Regions from separate parts of the Homo sapiens genome. Here region 1 is linked to region 2. The links are chromatin contacts, found by Hi-C or POLR2A ChIA-PET in ENCODE. All regions are on one chromosome and are shown on one strand. The core of a region is the stretch at or near the end of the contact, and the rest is flanking DNA. Distances in the headings are between cores, read along the strand shown. Region 1 overlaps SIPA1L1 (signal induced proliferation associated 1 like 1). Region 2 has its middle 180 kb from the start of SIPA1L1.

Region 1 (3,893 bases), core at 1,346-3,845, 220 kb after region 2:
ATGTCTGGTTGGTGGAACCTAATTAACATGTCTGCTTGTATACCCCCAATTTGCTTATTTGCTTTCTTTTTTTAAATTCTATATTGGGAAGTGAGGTTTACACAGTAAGGAAGTAGTGAAAACATAACAAAGATGATTTGGGGCTCCATGAATAACAGATACTTATTACAGTATCAATTTAAAATAATATAATGTTAATTATAATTATAAGCAGTATAATAGTAATCAATAATATAAGCTTTTAAGTGAAACTTTTAAGGAAACCTACTATTTAAAAACGTACTTTTTGGGCCAGGCACGTGGCTCATGCCTGTGATCCCAGCACTTTGGGAGGCCGTGGCAGGAGGGTTACTTAAGGCCAGGAGCTCAAGACCAGCCTGGGCAACATAGCAAGACCTTGTCTCTACAAAAAAAAAAAAAAAAAAAAGCACACCTGTTGTCCTAGCTACCAGGGAGGCTGAGGCAGGAGGATCGCTTGAGCCCAGTTCAAGGCTGCACTGAACTATGATGGTGCCACTGTACTCCAGCCTGGGCAACAGAGTGAGACCATGTCTCTACAAAATACAGCAACAACAAATACTATTTCACTGAGGGATATAAAGAATATTTTATGGTTGTGTTACTTTAAAATTCTATTTAAGCTAGCAGGGGTATGTTGATAGGAAAGCCAAAGACAGAGAAATTCCAGGGTTTTTTTTTTTTAATCCTTGGTGAATACCACTGCAAGTCAAGACCCATTCTTGTGAATTTGTTTTTCTGATCAGAGAGAGTTGAGACTTATGAATCAGTTAGTATAAATTCATTAGTTATTTGAAGAATATTGAAGAATGAAATTAATATGAATCTGATGGTGGGTTAGCAGAATTACAAATCATGACATTATTATAATTTTAAAAAAATTTTATGTGTTAGAGACAGGGTCTTACTCTGGTCTCCTAGGGGGAAGTGCAGTGGCGTGATCGTAGCTCACAGCAGTCTCAAACTCCTATGCTTAAGCTTAGGTGATCCTCCCCTTCAGCCTCCCGAGTAGCTGGGACTGTGTGTCACCGTGCTTGGCTAATGTTATAATTTTTAATAGATGGCTATTTATCTGAAGTTTTTTTTTGTGTGTGTGTGAAAGAGAGTTAGCCCTATAAGGAACTTCGAAATCACATGGTCCAACACCCTGATTTTTATAGTTGAGGAAACCAAAGCCCAGGGGCTGAAGTGATTTGCTCAAGACTGTATAACTGGTTGGTGGTAAGGCCGCCTGATTTCATAGCCTATTCATTTCCCACTAAACTCTCTAGGAAAGCACAGGTTTCTCCACACTGGGAAAAGCTCCTGGATTCCCCATACTGGGATTTGAGCCCTGACGTAATAGTCAGGATGTCTTAGTGGAGTTGTTGGTTGATAACACTGGTGCTCTTTTGTTTTTTTGAAACAGGGTCTCACTCTGTCACCCAGGCTGCAGCGCAGTGGCATGATCTCCGCTCACTGCAATCTCTGCTTCCTGGGCTCAAGCGATTCTCTAGCCTCAGCCTGCCAAGTAGTTGGTACTGTAGGCATGAGCCATCAATGCCGGCTAATTTTTGTTGTTGTTGTTGAGACACAGTTTTACTCTGTCACCCACGCTGCAGTGCAGTGGTGCCATCTTGGCTCACTGCAACCTCTGCCTCCTGGGCTCAAGCAATTCTTGTGCCTCAGCCTTCCAAGTAGCTGGGATTACAGGTGCACACCACCATGCCCAGCTAATTTTTTTTTGTATTATTAGTAGAGACGAGGTTTTGTTACATTGGCCAGGTTGGTCTCGAACTCCTGACCTCAAGTGAGTGGTCCACCTTGGCCTCCCAAAGTACTGGGCCATAAGCCAGTGTGCCTGGCCTCTATTTTTTGTATTTTTGTAGAGACGGGTTTTGCCATGTTGCCCAGGCTGGTCTTGAACTACTGAACTCAAAATGATCTACCTGCCTGGACCTCCCAAAGTGCTGGGATTACAGGCATGAGCCACTGTGCCCGGCCAACACTGGTGCTCTTTTATGTTTCAAATGAATAGTGGGACATTTATTTTTGAATTTTGAGGAAAATGAATCACAGAAGTAAGAATTTTGTTCAAAATAACACTTGGGGTAAAAACACACCAAGCATACCTAATTGAAGTTGTAAGTTTCACTTGGTAAAATAAGCTGCAAAAATGGAGGGGATTTACACACAGCTCTCTTCTATTTTAGTCCTCTGGGTTGTTTATAAATTTGCTCATACATAACTCTTTTGCTAAAGCATTTGCCATTACGTGTATAGTCGGTACAAGTTAAGAATTACTAGGAAACTTCAGTCTGGCTCACTTCATCATCTCCTTCATGTCTTTGCTCAGACACTGCCTTTGTAGTGAGTCTTACCCTGACCCCGTCCTGTTTAAGACTGAGCCCACCTGCCCTCCATTCATTCCTGAATCCCTTTTTCTTAACAGCCTGTCCTTTTTCTTTGCAATAGCACTGTATTAGTCAATTCTTGCACTAGTATAAATAAATACCTGAGACTGGGTAATTTATAAAGAAAGAGATTTAATTGATTCACGGTTCCACAGGCTGTACAGGAAGCATGACAGCTTCTGGGGAGGCCTCAGGAAACTTTTAGTCATGGCAGAGGGAAGCAGGCACGTCTTGCATGGCTGGAGCAGGAGGAAGAGAGAGAGTGGGAAGGTGCTATACACTTTTAGATAACCAGATCTCGTGAGAACTTGAGAACAGCACCAAAGGGATGGTGCTAAATCATTCATGAAGGATCTACCCCTAAAATCCAGTCACCTTGCACCAGGCCCCACCTCTAACACTGGGAATTAAAATTGAACTTGAGATTTGGGTGGGGACACAGATCTAAACCATATCAAGCATGTATCCCCTCTGACCTTATGGTATGGTTTGGTTGTGTACCCACCCAAATCTCATCTTGAATTGAGGTTCTCATATTCCCCACATATTGTGGGAGGGACCCAGTGGGAGGTAACTGAATCATTGGGGCAGGTTTTTCCTGTGCTGTTCTCATGATAGTGAATAAGTCTCATGAGATCTGATGGTTTTATAAAGGGCAGTTCCCCTGCACACGCTCTCTTGCCTGCCGCCATGTAAGATGTCACTTTGCTCTTCCTTCACCTTCCGCCATGATTGTGTGGTCTCCCCAGCCATGTGGAACTGTGAATCCACTAAACCTCTTTTTCTTTATAAATTACCCAGTCTCGGGTATGTCATTATTAGCAGCATGAGAACAGACTAATACACCTTATATGTACATCTCCTCCATATAATTTGTCTATTATGGTTTCTATTTATGGTGTGTCATCTTCTTCAGTAGAGCATATGAAGGCAGGGACTTTTGTCTGTTTATATATCCCCAGGATGAAAAATAAAAAGTGCCTGCCACATAGTAGATAATAAATGTGTTGAATGAATGAACTTGGCAAAAGCAGCTGCTTTTTGGGATTCCTACTGGTAAAATGACAGATTCTCAGTCCTACTGGTTGTTTTTTTAATTGACTTAATTGAGGATGGCAAAATCATCAGTTGGTATATAAAGAAAGTAAGTGCATGAGTTGTGTTGTATACAGTTTTCTGGAACCTCCTTGCTTGTTTGGCAATAAACAGGGAACTCAGATTCAGATGAAGAGTCATGAGATTATGCAGATATTATCAATGGAACTGGTTCTTTAGATCTTAAAATCGAGAGTACTAAATGATAAAAATGCATACAGAGATTCTCAGATACAGACTTGGACATGTAGCTGATTTTTAACATAAGTGGTTTAAAAGGTTTTTGTTGTCAACATTGTGGCCCAAAAAGTTGAGTTTCAGGGTATGAGGGTACTGTGGTGATGGAGGATGGATGAGGAAGGAAGTGAAGGCATCAAGATCTCCCAT
Region 2 (4,259 bases), core at 1,728-4,227:
AAAAAAAAGCTAGTGCCCTTATACAAAGGCTGGAATATAGCAGAAGCCCACCAAGCATCTTGCCTAGGCCTTTCCTGGGCCTTAAAGCATGACCAAATAATGAAAGAATTCTTAACAGGACCCTTTTAGGATTAGATGAGTTTTACTGGGGGTCTGAAGAAACTCCCCAGGCCTCCACAAATAAGTTTATTGGGGGTCTAAAGGAACTCCCCAAACCTCCGTGATTTAACAGGAGACAAGGATAATCACCTCACCACTTGGACCCATTTAGATTAAGCAAATTTACTGAGGCCCCAGAGGAAGGTCTTCAGTACTGAGACCTTAGTTATAGATTAAAAGAAGTTAATCACTTATGTCTTTAAATGAATGCACACTTACATGTAGACATACAGCTTAGAAGGTATACAAGCTCTGGAAAACTTTGTAATTTTGAATTGGTCTGGTGATAATTTCCAGGCCTTCTCCCTGTAACCGATTGCAGAAAATAAAACCTCTCTTCCTCCCCAGTTCATCTGCATCTCATTATTAGGTGGCGAGAAATAGCAGCCTGACCCTCAGTTTGGTCCGGGAACAAAATGTCCCCTGGGGGGCAGAGTGGAGGGGACAAAAGCTCCCTGGTAGAGAACCAGTGAATTAACTCATTTAATCCTAGAACAACCCTGAGGTGGGTAATATTTCTCCTTATTTATTTTTAAAAATTGTGGTAAAATATACATACACAACATTTACCATCGTAACCATTTTTAAGTGTGTAGTTCAGTGGCATTAAGTACATTCATACTGTTGTGCATCCATCTTCCCATCCATCTCTGGAACTCTTCATCTTGCGAAACTGAAACTATGCTCATTAAGCAAGAACTTCCCATTCCCCTCTTCCTCCAGCCCCTGGCAGCCACCGTCCTACTTTCCTTTTTTTTTTTTTTTTTTTTGAGACGGAGTCTTGCTCTTTTTGCCTAGGCTGGAGTGCAATGGTGCGATCTTGGCTCACTGCAACCTCCACCTCCTGGGTTCAAGTGATTCTTATGCCTCAGCCTCCCGAGTAGCTGGGATTACAGGTGCACACCACCACGCCTGGCTAATTTTTGTATTTTTTAATAGAGACAGGGTTTTTCCATGTTGGCCAGGCTGGTGTTGAACGCCTGACCTGCACCATTCTACTTTCTATCTCTACAAATTTGACAGCTCTAAGTACCTCATCTAAGTGGAATCATACAGTGTTTGTCCTTGGACTCAGCATGATGTCTTCAGAGTTCATCCATGTTGCAGTACACGTCCAGATTCTCTTCCTTTGAGGTTGAATAGTATTCCATGTATGTCTAGGCCACATTTTATTTATGCATTTCTCAGTGGATGAACACTTGGCTTGCTTCCACCTTTCAGCTTTTGTCAATGATGCTGCTATTAGTACTCCCTTTTGGCAGATGAGAAAACTGAGGCGTAAGAGGTGAAGTAACTTGCTGTAAGTTCCCCAGCTAGTGAGTAGCGCACCTAGATTCCAGCCAAGCAGTTGGCTTCAGAGGCTGCTGCTGAGACCTCCTCACTGCACACAGCCAGGCACCCACCCAGGCACCCACCCCCTTCCGATGCCATCTGATAAGCAGGGACCTATTACTGCTCTGCTGGGAGCTGAGTCAGAGATGGGGCATACTGGGGGCTGGGGAATGATTACTTCTTTGTTTCCCCCTCTTATTTTATCCCTGGAAAGCCTGGATCAAACCAGGAGGTAGAGAGATTTCTTCAGTGGTGGGCCCTCCACAGGAAAGTCCCCACCATCCCTGTCCTCCCACCATCAGTAACCACACCATTCCTACCCAACTGCCTGATTGGGGATGAGGTCTGGGGCTCATGTACCTCTGCATCCCAAACAAATAGCTACTGTGCATTCCTGTAAGTCCTCTGGTTGAGAATCTGTAAACAGACTCATTGGTAAAGTCTTTCTTGGAAGCTGACCACATGACATGGGAATGTTCGTAGAAGATGCACGTAGTCACCATGAGGAGGGGAAAGAACCCAGTCATCCTATTGTTTTAGACAGGGCTTAACAAAAATGTCTATATAACAAAGCCTGCAAAAATTTAGAAGTGAAACATTTGTGGTTTGAGTTTTTGCGTCAAGGTCCACCACACTTCCTGACAAGTCAGCTCCTTGTCTGGGTAGCCCTTGGATATCAGATCTTCAGGAGAAGCTACTGCCTCTTCAGGTCTGCAGGTTTCCAAATATCAAATTTCTAAAGCATACAATGCCCACAGTTTCACCACTTCCTTTGGTGTCAATGCATTTCATTTTGAGCAATGGCAAGAAAGGCCCCTATGAAATCTTGCTACCACCACCAACAGGAAACATAGCAATCTGTAGCTATAGTCCCCTCATCTGGAGACTGGCCTTGGTAGGCTCACTTCATGCCTTCCTTGCTGGGTTTTGGAAGATGTTGCAATTAACACAAGGAAAGAAGGCAAGCTCTTACCCCTCCTTCCCCTTCACTCAGTAGCAGCATGGTGGTTGCAGAAATAAAGCACTCAGTTGTTCTTTCTGCTTGCAATTGTTCAGATGCAAGGGGAAAAAGTAAAAACTGAAGCTTGCTATGACCTCTGTCTTAAACCATTTTGTGCAGCTATAAAAATTGCTGGGTAATTAATAAAGAACAGAAATTTATTTCTCACAGTTCTGGAGGCTGGGAAGTCCAAGATCAAGGTGCCAGCAGGCTTGGTGTCTGGAGAGGGCCACCCCCAGGATGGTACCTTACACATTACATCTTCCGGAGCAGGGGCAATCACTGTTCCTTACAGGACAGAAATGCAGAACAGAGGGAACCCACATCCACAAGCCCTTTTTAGACTGGCTTTAATCCACTCATGCTCCACCCTCATGACCTGAACACCTCCCAGTAAACCCCACCACCCAATGCTGTTGCATTGGGGATTAAGTTTCCAACACGTGAGTTTTGGAGGGAACAAAAACATTCTGACCATAGCAGCCTCTCCCCAACTTTTACAAGAAGGCTGGCATCTGACGCATTTCATAGCCTGAGTATAAGATGAGGTAACGGAGGGCCCACATCACCTACATCCTGTAAAGCCTGAGGCTCACCAAACCACACAGGGGAGTATGAACACAGAGGACACCTCCCACTGTTGTTCTCTTGTCTCCTGACTCAAACAGCCCCTTCCTTTCAGCCCAAGACATTGAGCCATCCGGGGCTTGCTGTGGTATGATACAAAATAAATATTTGGTCTTTGTCCCTGGTTCCTGACACAGCGCCTCAAAATCCTTGGAACTGATAGTCCTGTATGCTAATGAGATGAGTCATGGAGAGGCCCTAGATAGCTTCAGGATGGGGGCTGGTCACTAGAAAAATCAACCATGTGATTAGAGGATTAGAACTTTCAGCCCCACCTCCTCACTTCTGACCTTCAAGGAGAGGAAAGGGATTGGAGATAAAGTCCAATCACTAAATGACCAATGATTTCATCAATCATGCCTGCATAATTCAGACCTTGAGCAAGAAAGAGGTCAAAGCCTGAGTTACTACCTTTAGTGAGCTTAATTTCCACGTAGGAAAGTAAGAGAAGCACAGCAGCAAAGCTGTGTTTAAAATCCCCGCCCCCGCCCTCCCACTCCCTGCAAAAACACTCCTAAATGAAGTCAGATAAAAATCTCCCAAAAAAATCCTAAGTGAAATCAGATGCAGTGGCTGAAACGTAATTCCAGCTACTGGGGAGACTGAGGTGGGAGGATTGCTTAAGCCCAGGAATTTGAGGCCAGCCTGGGAAACATAGAGAGACCCTATATCTTTAAAAAATTTTGTTTTAATAAAAACAAGAATAAAACCTAAATGACAGGGATTCAGAGAACTTCTGGGTTGAGAAAAACATTGCTTTAAGAGGCCAAGGTGAGAGAATCACCTGAGGCCAGGAGTTCAGGACCAGCCTCTAAGAGACGGGGGGGTCTCACTCTATTGCCCAGGCTGGAGTGCAGTGGCACAATCTCAGCTCACTGCAGCCTTGACCTCCTGGGCTCAGGTGATCCTCCTACCTCAGCCTCCTGAGTAGCTGAGACCACAGGCATGTGCCACCATGCCCAGCTAACTTTTTTTATTTTTAGTGGAGATAAGCTTTCACTGTGTTGCCCAGACTGATCTCAAACTCCTGGTCTTAAGCAATCCTCCCACCTAAGCCTCCCAAAGTGCTGGGATTACAGGCGTGACCCACTGTGCCCAGCCCCTCAAACAAATTTTTTTTGTTTAGCCACATAGTGGCATG

The links. Hi-C counts contacts between places; a loop is a spot of excess contacts on that map. ChIA-PET counts read pairs that join two places held with the same protein, here RNA polymerase II (POLR2A). Pooled maps may share reads with other maps.
Region 1: a loop to region 2 is called in a pooled map, with 4 times the contacts of the local background. The contact joins two enhancer-like sites. A Hi-C loop is called at or near these places in 3 of 50 pooled maps. POLR2A ChIA-PET finds 5 or more read pairs at or near these places in 5 of 52 experiments (BJ, GM12878, T-cell and 2 more).

Annotation. Positions count from the first base shown.
Region 1 is chr14:71,356,161-71,360,053 of GRCh38, forward strand. The region is part of intron 2 of SIPA1L1 (signal induced proliferation associated 1 like 1); the gene reads left to right. Among named protein-coding and RNA genes, the nearest start is that of SIPA1L1-AS1, 36 kb to the left of the region's middle. Within about 2 kb of position 2,596, at least 3 of the 41 ENCODE cell types and tissues checked have a DNase peak (open chromatin) inside an H3K27ac peak, as active enhancers do.
Region 2 is chr14:71,140,459-71,144,717 of GRCh38, forward strand. No RefSeq gene overlaps it. Among named protein-coding and RNA genes, the nearest start is that of SIPA1L1, 180 kb to the right of the region's middle. Within about 2 kb of position 2,978, at least 10 of the 41 ENCODE cell types and tissues checked have a DNase peak (open chromatin) inside an H3K27ac peak, as active enhancers do.